2 separate regions of the Homo sapiens genome follow, and region 1 is linked to region 2. The links are chromatin contacts, found by Hi-C in ENCODE. All regions are on one chromosome and are shown on one strand. The core of a region is the stretch at or near the end of the contact, and the rest is flanking DNA. Distances in the headings are between cores, read along the strand shown. Region 1 holds the start of PPP6R1 (protein phosphatase 6 regulatory subunit 1). Region 2 has its middle 8.7 kb from the start of LILRB1.

Region 1 (6,557 bases), core at 398-2,897, 640 kb after region 2:
TGAAACATCTTGCCTTTCAGGCGGGTGTCTATGGTCATGTCTGTGTGTACTACGAGCGAGCAAGAAAGACCCCAACCAGAGGTCCCATTCGAGGCCTGGATAAGCACGCCGGGCGGAACTACTCTGCCCCTCACCCTCCCAATACATCTGCACTCAGGACTCCGACCTTCCTTCCTTGACATATCTGCACGTGCTGCTCCTTCCCCCCCCGGAAGGCCCTTCTTCCCACTCTCCATCTGTCACCTCCTACTCATCCTTCCTAGACAGAAAAAGCCGTCCGTCCAGTCAGTCTCACCAGTGCCTCCCGCTCTGTGGCCCCCTGCAGCTCCCTAAGTCACCTCGATCACGACACGCAGGAATTGTGACTGTCCGGCTCTGCCTTTGTACCCCCTCCAGGGACCGGCCCCACCTCCAGGGCAGGGCCTAGGGCTGATGCCCCCTCCTCGGTGCCCAGCGCCAGGCTCCCTGCCTGCCCTCAGCAGGCTTCATCTCACTGAAGCAGGCCCGAGTGGTGGCTGCTCCAGAGAAGCCCCGCTCCCAGGTCCCTCGCACAAGAAGCCGGAGGCGGGAGAGGGTCGGTCAAGGTGAAAACAAGCCCCGCTCCTCCAGTCCTGAGCTCCGGGGATCTAAGGAGGCTGCGCCACGGAAGAGGTGGCGGGGCAGAGATCGGGGCGAGAGGGAAGGGTGTAAGCAGGCAAAGTCCAGGGTAACCAGGGAGAAAGACTCCTGGGGGGCCGGGGAACCGGCCAGAGAGGCAAGAGAGCGGAGCTGAGGCTCAGGGACTGGGGAGCGCAGCTGCAGAGAGCGAGTGGGAAAAGGCCGAGAGCAAGAGACTGAGACTAGGGTGGCGGCGGAGCTGAGGTGAAGAGATTAAGAGACTGGGGAGGGTCGAGGGGGAAGAAACGGGGTGCCGTGGAGAGGAAACCCGAAGGAAGGAGGGAAAGGATCCGAAGCAGAAAAGACCCGCGGGGGTCCCGAGAGGGAAAAGCCTGAGGGGACGCGGAGAGGGGAAGACGTGGGCGCCTGGCCCTGGAGAGAGAGGGTCGGGCGACGCGGGCCGCTCACCTGCGAGGGGGGGCGGCGGCTCCTCGCACTCGGGGCTCATCGGGGCGCCCCCCCCCGCCCCGCCGCCGGCGGCTCCGGCCCCTGCTGCGGGGCCCGGTGAGTGGGGGCGGGGGCGGCGTCGGGGACTCGCGCAGGCGCCGGGGCTCGCGGGGTCCGCGCAGGCGCCCGCGGGTCGTGGGGTCCTCGCGCGCCGGGTCCTGCAGAGTTGAGGGGGTCAGCGCCGGGTGGAGTTGCCGACGGGCGGGGGGCGTCACTAGTCCGCGTAGGCACCTCCGGGGTCCGCAGGCGAGGTGGGCGTGCGGGCCGAGGCGGGTTGGCGAGCCGGGTCGCGAGGCCCACGCAGGCGCCTCAGCCGGGAAGACGGGGGAAGTTGCCCCGGTTTCCACAGTCCAACCGAGCGCCCCACGGGAGGGGAAGGCGACCTCCTCCGCGGTCCAAACGGGCCGCAGAGCCGAGCAGCGACCGACGGAAGCCGAGGCCTACTTCCTTAACCACCCCTTCCCCAAAGCCGCTCAATCTCCGGGCTCTGCGGCCGGCCTCAGGGCCTCCGACGCCCGGCTCCCTCCGCCACTATCCCACAATCCCCCTAGCGCAGGACGACGCAGGAGGCCCCGCCCTCCCGCGGCTGTGTTGGTGCGCAGGTGCGGGGGGCGGGGTGCACGCCTGGGCGGTGCAGTGCGCGTGCGCCCGGGCGCTCCCGACACCGCCCACTCTTGAACCCCGCCGCCGCAGACGCGCTTGCGCCCGTTGGTGCCAACGGTCTGCCCCGGAATAAACCCAGACAGCTCAGTGAGCCGCAGCTGCGCACCGGCTCCGTTCCAAGGCCCCGTGAATATTCCGCTCCAGGATTTCCCTTCCCACTCGCTCCGTTTGGAAATCCGTTCGCTGTTCTGTCTCCTCTAATCATAGTGGAGCTTTGGCTCCAGGGTCGGGCTCTTGCGAAATCCAGACCTGGTTTTCGCTCCAGCCAAAGCCAGGCGCCTTCGTTCCGTCCGGCTCTCGCGCTTAGCCGCCTCCGAGCCTCAGAGGCCCTCAGTCGTTTCCGTCTGCTGGCGATAGTCCCGGCCGGGTCGCTGGTGTTGCCAGTTCCGCCCAAAGCAGCTTCTAATAGCATCAACTGAAAGAGACCTCCTAGACCTTGTGTCTAGATTGATGAAGGTCCCTCTGGCTTTGAGCCTCGGTTTCCCCAACTTTAATAGCTCCCCTCTCTACCCATGTTAGAGGCCTACTGTAAAAATCGTGTGGGCGCGAGGAACTTTTTTGTTTTTGTTTTTGTTTTAAGACTCCGAATTGGCCGGGCGCGGTGGCTTACGCTTGTAATCACAACACTTTAGGAGGCCCGAGGCCGGAGGATGGCATGAGACCAGGAGTTGGAGACCAGCCTGGGCAACCTAGGGAGACCCCCGTCTCTACAAAAGAAAATTTAAAAAATTAGTTGGGCCTGGTGGCCCGCGCCTGTGGTCTCAGCTATTCGGGAGGCTAAGGCAGGAGAATCGCTTGAGCCGAGGCTGCAGTGAGCCGGATTGCACCACTGCACTCCATCCTAGGAGACAGAGCGAGAACCTGTCTCAAAAACAAAGGGCCCAGCGTGGTGGCTCACGCCTGCCTGTACTTGAGCTCAGGAGTTCAAGACCCCACGCCTATAATCCCAGCACTTTGGGAGGCCGAGGTGGGCGGATTGCCTGAGCTCAGGAGTTTGAGACCAGCCTGGGCAACACAGTGAAACCACGTGTCTACTAAAATACAAAAAATAGCCGGACGTGGCGGTGTGCGCCTGTAATCCCAGCTACTCAGGAGGCTGAGGCAGGAGAATTACTTGAACCCGGGAGGTGGATGTTGCAGTGAGCCCAGATCAGGCCACTGCACTCCAGCCTGGGTGACAGAGCGAGACTCCGTCTCGAGAAAAAAAAAAAAAAAAAAAAAGAGCAAATTCACCCCTCCTTTGCCCTCTTTGTTCTATTGAGACCCTCAATGGATTGGATAATGCCAGCTCACACTGGGGAGGGAAGATCTTTATTCAGTCTACCGATTCAAATGCTAGTCTCTTCCAGAAATACCCTCATAGACACACCCATAATGTTTTACCAGCTATCTGGACATCCCTTAGCCCAGTCAACACCTGAAATGAACCATCACAGAGAGGCATTTCCTTTTCTCTTTTTTCTATAGAGATGTTTTGTCTTTTACCCAGCATTTGGCTTCCTTGTTTTCTCCACAATATGATGGCATCATTGCCACACTGTTTTAACACAGAGGTCAGGAACTGAGGGATAAGGATGTGGCTATAGTCCCTACCCTTCAAATGGAAGCTGGGAAGCTGTGGGGGCTTTAATGACTGAAGTCTGGATTTCCACCCAGCAGAACTCACAGATATACATTGTGTTTGCATTAGAATTGAAACTTTTTTTTAAGAGACAGGGTCTGGCTCTGTCGACCAGGCTGGAGTGCATGGCACGATCACAGATCACTGCAGCCTCGAACTCCTGGGCTCAAGCAATCCTCTCGCCTCAGCCTCCCGAGTAGCTGGGACTACAACTGGAACTTTTTTCTTGAGACAGGATCTCAGATCCTGCAGCTACCTCTCAATTTATCCTGGATTTAGGAAGAGGAGTGATAAAAACCAATCCAAATAGACTCAAAAATCCCAGATCCACCAGAACAATCCACACAAAAGGAATGAGTCTGACATCAAATTGTCCTAGGAAACCAGGATACAAGAAAGAGGAGGATTGGCCGGGCATAGTGGCTCACACCTGTAATCCCAGCACTTTGGGAGGCCGAGGAGGGTGGATCACCCTGTCAAGAGTTCAAGACCAGCCTGGCCAAGATGGTGAAACCTGGTCTCTACTACAAATACAAAAATTAGCCGGGCGCGGTGGCAGGCGCCTGTAATCCCAGCTACTTGGGAGGCTGAGGCAGGAGAATCTCTTGAACTCGGAGGGTGGAGGCTGCAGTGAGCCAAGATCGGGCCACTGCACTCCAGCCTGGGCAACAGAGTGAGACTCCCGTCTCAAAAGAAAAAAAAAAGAAAGAAAAAGAAAAAGAAAGAGGAGGATCGCTCTGGAATTAGTCCAGCTGTGAATCCTGGCTGTGAACTTGGTCAGGGGTCAGCCTCCTCTGAGCTCAGCCTCCTCTCTGGAAAAACAACAGCTTTCAAAGCTCTTGTCTACAAATGACAAAATTTCTTGTAGCTAAACAGAAAAGGAATTTATTAAAGGAATTGAGGCAGCCTCCGACACCCCCACCTCCCGCCCCAATCCCACGTCTCTGAGAAAGCTACAGAATCCGCTTGGCGCTTTGCAGTCAGGAATGAAGCCCACACCCAGCCACAGGCCTGCTCCTGAGACACAGTGCAGCCTCCATCAACGGCACCTGGCTCAGACACTCCCGCCAGAATCTCTGCCAGCCCTGTCCAGAAGCCAGGTGTGGCTGCTCCTGCACTAGCCAGAAGGGAACCTGGGCAGGGGCCCCTCCACCGCCAACTCTTGGCCCGACGACCGGCGGGCTCTGATTGGTAGAGGAGCTAGACCACCAGCGGGTTCTGATTGGTGTACAAAACAGATTCCCAGAGAGAGTTCTGATTTGTGGAGCTAATGTCACATGATTACCCTACAGCAAAGGATGCTGGGAAGGGAAATGGCGGCTACCCTAGGGAAAATTTAGATGTCTAACCTGGGAAATTCCTCAAACCTAGAATTCAGGTTTGCCAGGTGGCCGAAAAAAGGACAGATGTCCCACACACTGTTGCTCAGGAAAGACAGGGAAGAGTAAATGACACAATGGCTCTATAGATGATAAAGAGCAACACTTTTATTATTCTTCCAGTGGCTCCCCAAGTCCCTTAAACCCGTGCCCCTCCTCCCGTCCCCCATGCACCCTCCAAAGGAGATGACAAAGGCGGCAGTGAAGGAGGAGAAGGAGGAAGAGAAACACCTTTATTGGAAGAGCTGTGTGGACAAGAGAACGGGGATGAGAGTGAGAGCATGGGAGGTGGGGTCCAAGGAGCTGGTGCCTTTCTCAGCGCCCCTTCCAGGGACTGCACAGAGACGGGCTGGCACACCCTGGGTCCAGGCACCTAGGCCCTGCGATCCCTTGGGAGAGGGCCTTGTAGGTGGGGAGGGAGGCAAGAGGCCTGGGGTTCCCACGGAGAAGGGGGCAAGAAGCCACCTGGTTTCACCGATCCATGCTGTCGTCCGCTGGGCTGGAGAAACAGGTCTGTAGCAGCTTTTCACAGAACTCCAGCTCCTCCTGGATTGGGCAGGGGCAGGGAGCAAGGGGCCTGAGTGCAGAGGCCGGACCCTGCCTCCAGCATTCTTGGCACCCAGAGGTGACTCCTCTTCTCTCCTGGCCACCACCCACTCCCCCCCACCAGAGGTTAGGCTTTTTTAATCACTGCTCAGATCCATGATTCACTGTCTTCACACTGGTGTCTGAACTACTTGAACTAGAACCCGGGGTCCCCCAGACTCGTCTCACTCCATTGGTCTGCCTCATATCAGCACTCTTGGGCTCTTTCTAACTCCCAGATATGGACCACTGCTCAAAACTTTCTGCGGATACAAACCCCAGAAACCATGAAAGAAAGCACTGAGAGGTTAAACTACGTAATATAAAAAATACTCCCATGGCAAAAAAAGAAAAAGAAAACGAGGTTGGAGAAAAATATTTGTGATTCATAGCACAAATGGCTAATATACTTAACTCTTAAAGAGCTTAAAAAAGTCATTCGCAAAAACCATCACCCAATAAATAGATAAGTGGGCAAAGGATGAGAACGAACAGTTCACAAGAAAGAGAAAAGATGCCAAATTTCACTCATGGGAGAAATGTAAACTGGACTGGAGTACTACTTTTCAACAATCAGTTTGAAAAAAGGTCAAATGGTTCATCGAGGCCACTTTGTCCTGACCAAGATTTGGGGAGTTGGGCACCCTCATGACTGGAGTGTCAATGGTTGAACTTCTATGGAGAGCAGCTTGGTGATAGCTAATGAAACGGCCCTTAACCCTTTAACCTTCACCTTTAACATACCTGACCCCAGCCATTTCCCTTCTAGAAATTGTTCTACAGACATATGTAATAACATATACAAAAGGTTATTCTTTCAGCAGTGTTTGTCATAGCGAGAGTGTAGAAACAACCTGCATATCCATGCTACAAAAAAGAGCCCATCCGCACTGTACAGCTGCAAAATGAAAGAGCCACAGGCGAGACATGCAATGCCCACAAAGCAAGGGGCAGAACAGCCATCACAGCACGGCAGGCTTATTTTGCATAACATAGAGAAAAAGGAGAATTCACATGCACCTTTGCTCGTGTGTACCTAATATTTTAAGAAGGACACCTGAGCAACTGGGTAGCCAGAAGGAGGGGCAGGAGAGAGACTTTTCACTGTTTACCCTCCTGCGGGTCTTGTATTTTCAACCATGTGACTACGGAACCTATTCACAAAGCATTAGTAAAATCTGTTACAAATCTAATTTGAATGTTTC
Region 2 (6,854 bases), core at 2,961-5,460:
TCTTTAATAAATAAGCTGGCTTTAAAATTATTGGTAAAATAAGATTAGAAATGTCTTAAGAATTGTTAGCGTTTTTGTTTGCACTTATTGCACAAGTGGTTTTGTGCTTATCCCTGCAGAATAGTATAAGATTTTCCATAAGGGTTATAAAACTATAAACCTGGCCGGGCACGGTGGCTCACGCCTGTAACCCCAGCACTTTGGGAGGCCGAGGCTGGTGGATCACCTGAGGTTGGGAGTTCAAGAGCAGCCTGACACACACAAAACAAAATTATAAACCCAGCCCAAAACAGAATGATCTTTGCTTGTATAATTTTTAATAAATAAGCCATGTAATATTGTTGGTTAAATAAAAACAGCTAACTACTGAGATATTGGTTAAAAAAAATAACTTTATATTTAACCATAAGTTCCCTTACTTAGGTAAACACCTGAAATTCATAGTTTATAACATTGGTTAACAGGGAATTAACTTTAAGTGATGACTGTCACAGTGTTCATAAATAATCTAGGTAAACTATTAAATAAGTTTATCAAGTAAATGCAATGGAATAAATGCCTATAAACAAACTTGTCACATAATTTACAATCTAAAGTTATATTAAATAATAGATATTAATTGATTAGCTGGGTAATTTATAATTTAAAAATTACAGGAAAACATTTTTAAAAAACAATTCTTATTAAAAGATAAATATCTGTGTTTAATTCAAAGCTTTTTTAAAAGTTATGTATAAAACAAGATAAATGGAAACAGGAAATAAGAGATGTAAAGACAGTTATAAATATAAAGAGGAATTTTGGTAAAAAAGATGAAAAGGAAAGTAATTTTACACAAGAAAGTCTTATGTAGTGAATTTTTGTCCTGAAATAAAATAACTGATAGTTCAAGAAAGAGGGATATTTAGGACAAAACAGGCAGTTTAAGCATGTTGTAAGTGGTCTCTGTAAGTCACAATAAGACTTTTTTTAAAAAAAGAAAGGTAGTGTAATGTAGTTGGTTATGATTAAGAAATATAATAGTCATTCTACAGATGGGTCTTTGATATTTAAAAAACACACCCTAATCCAAAACTAAATAATTGGTTAAAACAAGGTTTTAGTAAAATATTAACTTATTCTTAATGCAAAAAGTTTTTAATTTTTAAATTCTATAATCTGTCTTTTTGAAATTCTTCCAATGAATATATCAAAGTTCAGCTTTTTCTCTTTTGAAAGGCCTTGGATGATAGCTCTCTCCTTCACCTTGTGTTGGCTTCTGTAACTTTTATTAATTATCTAAAGTAAGAGAGGAATTTTTATTTAAAAACAGAAAAATGAAATATCCTTTAGACCTGCTTTTTTTCTTCTGTATGCCTGTTATATCTGTATCTTCATATGTGTTATCTGGAAGTGATATTTCACTACCAAACTACATGAAACAGCTCATCAGTTGTCTTTTTTAAAAAAAAGTAAGTGCTTATCAGATTGGCAGACACTAGCTAAGATGCCTTTGAATTCACCTGATTTTAATATTTAGTAAAATTAATTTAGTAAATTTAATCTTAAAACTCTCTCCAGTAATTAGAGCTATGTTATGTTAAACCTCGTTTTTTTTTTTTCACTTGAAATTTGGGTTACTAAATTAAAATAGTAGGAGTATAAAATGTTTTTGGTGATGCATATAAAACACAAGGATATAGGTTTTGCAAAAAAAAAAGTAGGTTTTTTTCTAGTTAAGAAACTATTTAAGAGTTGCTTTAAAATGAAGAAAAAATTACGGAGATAAAACTAAATAAAAAGAACAATTTAGCCAGGACAACAAAAGTTAACTCTGAGACCTGTGATTACCAAGAAGATAGTTGATATAGAGGAAGGGCAAAAACAAGTAACTATTAAAACCAGAGGGTATAATGCAAAGGAATTGTTCTGCTTTTTAGATTGTTATAATCAGTTTCTTAAAAATAATCTATGTGGTAGATTGTAAAAAATAACCACTTTAAGGGCCAAATTCTTAATTTTTTTTTTGAGATGGAGTCTTGCTCTGTTGCCCAGGCTGGATGGAGTGCAGTGGCGTGATTTCGGCTCACTGCAAGCTCTGCCTCCCAGGTTCACGCCCACATTCTTAATTTTAAATGCTTCAGAATTTAAGAGCTTGTTTGGATTGATGCAGGACCCGTAGCTCACTATTAAACAATCACTAATGAGTATATGAGATCCAAATGCACAGGAGGTTATTCCAGAGAGAACAACCAGCTTAGTGGACCAGACAAACGCCACTGAAAGGTCTGTTGGCCCTGAGAAGGGGACTAGCCAACTCTCCCTATAAAACACCAAGTGCAGCATCCCAGATGAAGCAGTGAATATGCTTTGTATGCGAGCCAGGTGGGGCTGGTGTATGAAGCATATGAACCAAGTAACCATTAAAATCAATCAACCGTTGGTGGACACTTAGTTTGGTTTCATGTCTGTGCTGTTGTGAATAGTGCTGCAACAAACATAATGAGTGCAGTTGTCTTATTTATTTATTTATTTTTTATTTTTTGAGATGGAGTTTCATTCTTGTTGCCCAGGCTGGAGTGCAATGGTGCCATCTCTGCTCACTGCAACCTCCGGCTCCTGGGTTCAAGCGATTCTCCTGCCTTAGCCTCCCAAGTAGCTGGGATTACAGGTGCTCGCCACCATGCCTAGCTAATTTTTTGTATTTTTAGTAGAGACAGGGTTTCACCATGTTGCCCAGGCTGGTCTCACACTCCCAACCTCAGGTGATCTGCCTGTCTTGGCCTCCCAAAGTGCTGGGATTACAGGCGTGAGCCACCACACCTGACCCAATTGTCTTTTTAATATAATGACTTTTCCTTTGGCTGGATACCATGTAATGGGATTGCTAAGTGAAATGGTAGTTCTATTTTTAGTTGAGATAGCTCCATATTATTTTCCATAGAAGATAAACTCATTTACATTCCTACCAACCATGTATCTTGCTAACATCTGTTGGTTCTGACTTCTTAAAAGTAGCCATTTTGACTGGTGTAAGTTGATACTCAGTGTGGTTTTAAGTTGAATTTCTCTGATGATTAATGATGTTGAGCATTTTTTAATGTGTTTGTTGGCCACTTATATTTCTTGTTTTGAGAAATGTCTGTTGATGGTCTTTACTCAGTTTTCCATAAAGTTGTCTGTGTTTTTTGTTTTTTTTTTTTCATGTTGAATTCTTTGACTTCCTTGCAGATTCTGGACATTAGTCTTTTGTTGGAGGCATAATTTGCAAATATTTTCTTCCATTGTGTAGGTTGTCTGTTCATTCTGTTGATTGTTTCTTTTGCTGTGCAGTAGCTTTTAATTTTAATCATGTCTCATTTGTCTATTCGGGGGTTTGTTGCATTTTTAAGGGTCTTTACCATAAGTTCTTTGCCTGGACTAATGTCCAGAAGGGTTTTTCCTAAATTTTGCTTTAGGAATTACATAGTTTCAGGTCTCACATTGAGGTCTTTAATTCATCTTGAGTTGATTTTTGTACATGGTGGGAGATAAAGGTCCAGTTTTATTCTTTTGCATATGGCTACCCAGTTTTTCCAGCATCCTTTATTGAATAGGGTGTCCTTTCCCCATTGTTTACTTTGTTGACTTTAGCAAAGCTCAGTATGTTGTAGGCATGTATCTTTATTTCTAGTTTCTCTATTCTGTTCCCTTGATGTCTGTGTATATTTTTGTACTAGTAAATGCTGTCTTAGTTACTATGGCCTTATAGTATAACTTGAAATCAGGCAATGTGATGCCTCCTGTTTTGTTCTTTTTGCATAGAAGTGTTTTAGCTGTTCAGGCTGGTTTTTGGTTCCAAATGAATTTAAAAATTGCTTTTTCTCTAATTCTGTTAAAGAAATGACATTTGTAATTTAATAGGAATTGTGTTGAATCTGTAGTATGCTTTGGGCAATATGGTCATTTTAACAATATTGATTCTTCCCATTTGTGAGCAAGGAATATTTTTCTATTTGGTTGTGTTGCCTACAGTTCCTTTCATCAGCCTTTTGTCACTCTCTGTGTAGAGGTCTTTCACCTCCTTGGTTAAATATACTCCTCAGTGTGTGTTTGTGTTTGTGTGTCCTTAATTTGATTCTCAGCTTGAACGGTACTGATGTATAGAAAAGCTACTGATTTTTGTAGCTTGATTTTTTTATCCAGAGACTTTACTGAAGTCACTTACCAAGTCTACGAGTCTTCTGGAAGAATCTTCAGGGTTTTCTGGGTATATGATCGTGTCATCAGCACACACAGATAATTTCACTTTCTCTTTTCCAATGTGGATGCACTTTCTTTCTTTCTGTTGCCTGATTGCTCTGGCTAGGACTTCCAGTACTGTGTTGAATAGGAGTGGTGAGAGTGGACATCCTTATCCTGTTCCATTTCTTGGGGAAATGCTTTCACTTCTCCCCATTCAATTTTAAGGTTGGCTGTGCGTTTGTCTTATAAGGCTCTTATTTTGGGGTATGTTTCTTTCATGCCTAGTCTGTTGAGGGATTTTATCATGAAGGGATATTGGACTTTCTCGAACGCTTTATCTGCATCTATTGAGATGACCATATGCTTTTTGTTCTTAGTTTATGTCATGAGTCACTTTTATTGACTTGCATATATTGAACCATCCTTTCATCCCTGGAATCAAGCCAACTTGATCATGATGAATTATGTTTTTGATACACTGTTAGATTCCGTTTAATAGCATTTTCTTGAGGATTTTTGCACCTGTGTTCCTCAGGTTTCTTGGCCTGTAGCTTTATTTTTCTGTTGGATCCCTGTCTGATTTTGCTATCAGGGTGATATTGGTTTCATAGAATGAGCTAGGAAAGAATCCCATCGCCTTGATTTTTTGGAATACTTTCATTATGATTGGCACCAGCTCTTCGTTGTGTATATGGCAAATTTCGACTGTGAATCCATCTGTTCTTGGGCTTTTTTGCCGGAAGATTTTTAGTACTGATTCTTTTTGGTTACTTGTTATTGGTCTGTTTAGGGTTTCTATTTTTTGCCTGTGCGATCTTAGGAAGTTGTATGTGTCTAGGAATTCATCCATTTCTCTAGGTTTTCTAGTTTACGTGCATAAAGGTGTTCATAGTAGTCTCTGATGGTCATTTGTATTTCTGTGGCGTTGGTTGTAATGTCAACTTTATCATTTCTGATTGTGCTTATTTAAATCTTCTCCTTTTTTTGGTTAGTGTAGTCAGCCATCTCTCAATTTTATTTATACTTTCAAAAAACCAACGTTTTCTTTCACTGATTCTTTGTAATGTTTTTGTCTCAATCTCATTCTTTATCTGTCCTTTCAGAGTTTCCATTGTTTTCAGCATCCATCACTAGCAAGCCAGTGCGATCCTTTGGTGGTGCCACAATATTCAGATTTTTCACAGCGTCAGAATCCTTACACTGATTCCTTCTCTTCTGGAGAGGCCTCCACTTACTCTCTTCGAATTTATTTTCATTTGGATGGGATTTGTTTTGCACATTTTCCCCCGGCCCCGCAGGGAGGGTGACTGTAGAGCATGTTGGGAAGGGTCTTTTGGCTTTTCCCATGGCTTTGGGAGCTTCTGCAGCAGGGTTTGTGTTGGGCTGTGCAGCTCAAATTGCAGGCCAGGAGCTGGTGCTTAAGGGTAAGAGCCACCCTCGGCACAAGCAGGTGGATATGGACCTGGTGTGTTTCCTGTGAGGTGCTGACTGTTGTTTCAGGGGAAGGGCTGGACCGTGGAGTGTCAGGTGCCCTGAGCTTTGTGTTCCACAGGGGCGAGGGAACACCCCTGGGCAGAGCTGGAACCCCCGGCTTGCCCACAGATATCCCAGTGATGAGTGCAGGCACTAGTCCTGATGGACATGGCTGGAGCAGCTCCTAGTGAAATGCCCTGAGGTCTCTGCGGGGGGTGAAGGAGCTACACCGTTTCCAGTCCCATAGGGAGGAACGTTGTCTGTCTCCCTATCACACCCGTGCTCCAGGGCTCATGAGTCTCAGTTCAGACACACACTTTTGTCTCTCCCCAGGCCACAGTGTGGCTGAGGGCCGTGGGAAACACCTGCCTTGCCACTCTCTGCAGGCGTGGTTCCAAGGCAGAGCCTCCTCCCTCAGCCCAGTGCAGACCCTGAGCGGCTGTCTGTTGTCTGACGTGGTAGCTGCTTCATGTAGGTGGGATGTGGGGCTTCTGCCTCTCTGGATGGGAGAGTGGACGTCAGTTGTGGTGGTGTTGCTGGCTGGGTGGGCCCGACCTCAGGCCCTGGGGTGAGTGGTCAGGTGCCAGCAGGGTAGGAAAGGGCAGGTAGTTCCCGGATCACAGGCCCCTAGGTGGCCGGCTGGACAGCGTGTGTGAGTCCTGAAGGGGCTGGACTGGGTTTTGGCTGCTCCGGGGTTCAGATGCTGGCTGTGATGGGGAGGGATGGGCTGGTCCCCAGGGCACAGGCAGAACCCTCAGGCGGGGCAGGCAGAAGGCTCAGGTGGTAGAGCCTGCGGCAGATCACAGACCTGTGGGGACTGGGCTCTCAGAAGGGCTGGGGGCTGCAGCTGAAATGTCCAGGTGGGGGCAGGGTGGCTGTGCTGTGGGCCTGTCACTAGGGAGGGCAGGGCCCCTCTGCTGGGGCACTGGAGACTGGCAGCTGTGAGGCACAGGGCCCGCTCACACTTCCCTCCTGAAGAAGTGTCACTCGGTTTTGCTCTGGGGACACGTGAAAGTGCCAGGCCTCCCCACACCCTCCCTGGGCCTGGGGCAGCAGGGACAGAGGCAGAGGTGGCAGTGACTGCAAAGGGCTTGTCAGGGGCCTCTGAGCATTGGACTTTCAGAGGGCACTGAGCCAGGGCCACGGTGTTCGGGTGGGGGCAGGACGGGTGACTGGGG

What was found. Hi-C counts contacts between places; a loop is a spot of excess contacts on that map. Pooled maps may share reads with other maps.
Region 1: a pooled map shows a loop between it and region 2 (2.7-fold over the local background). The contact joins the promoter of PPP6R1 here to the enhancer-like site in region 2. A Hi-C loop is called at or near these places in 8 of 37 single-sample maps with no recorded cell type and 5 of 50 pooled maps.

What each region holds. Positions count from the first base shown.
Region 1 is chr19:55,257,370-55,263,926 of GRCh38, forward strand. PPP6R1 (protein phosphatase 6 regulatory subunit 1) reads right to left here and starts at 1,648. Exons shown (of 24, transcript NM_014931.4): 1 at 1,066-1,648. It overlaps HSPBP1 (HSPA (Hsp70) binding protein 1), which reads right to left. Exons shown (of 8, transcript NM_012267.5): 8 at 4,854-5,313. The coding sequence ends at 5,239. RefSeq lists enhancers at 896-1,870, 1,876-2,075, 2,106-2,155, 2,236-2,285 and silencers at 1,106-1,165, 1,336-1,435, 1,566-1,845, 1,752-2,046.
Region 2 is chr19:54,618,366-54,625,219 of GRCh38, forward strand. It overlaps a transcript of LILRB1 not described here. Among named protein-coding and RNA genes, the nearest start is that of LILRB1, 8.7 kb to the right of the region's middle. Within about 2 kb of position 4,211, at least 3 of the 41 ENCODE cell types and tissues checked have a DNase peak (open chromatin) inside an H3K27ac peak, as active enhancers do.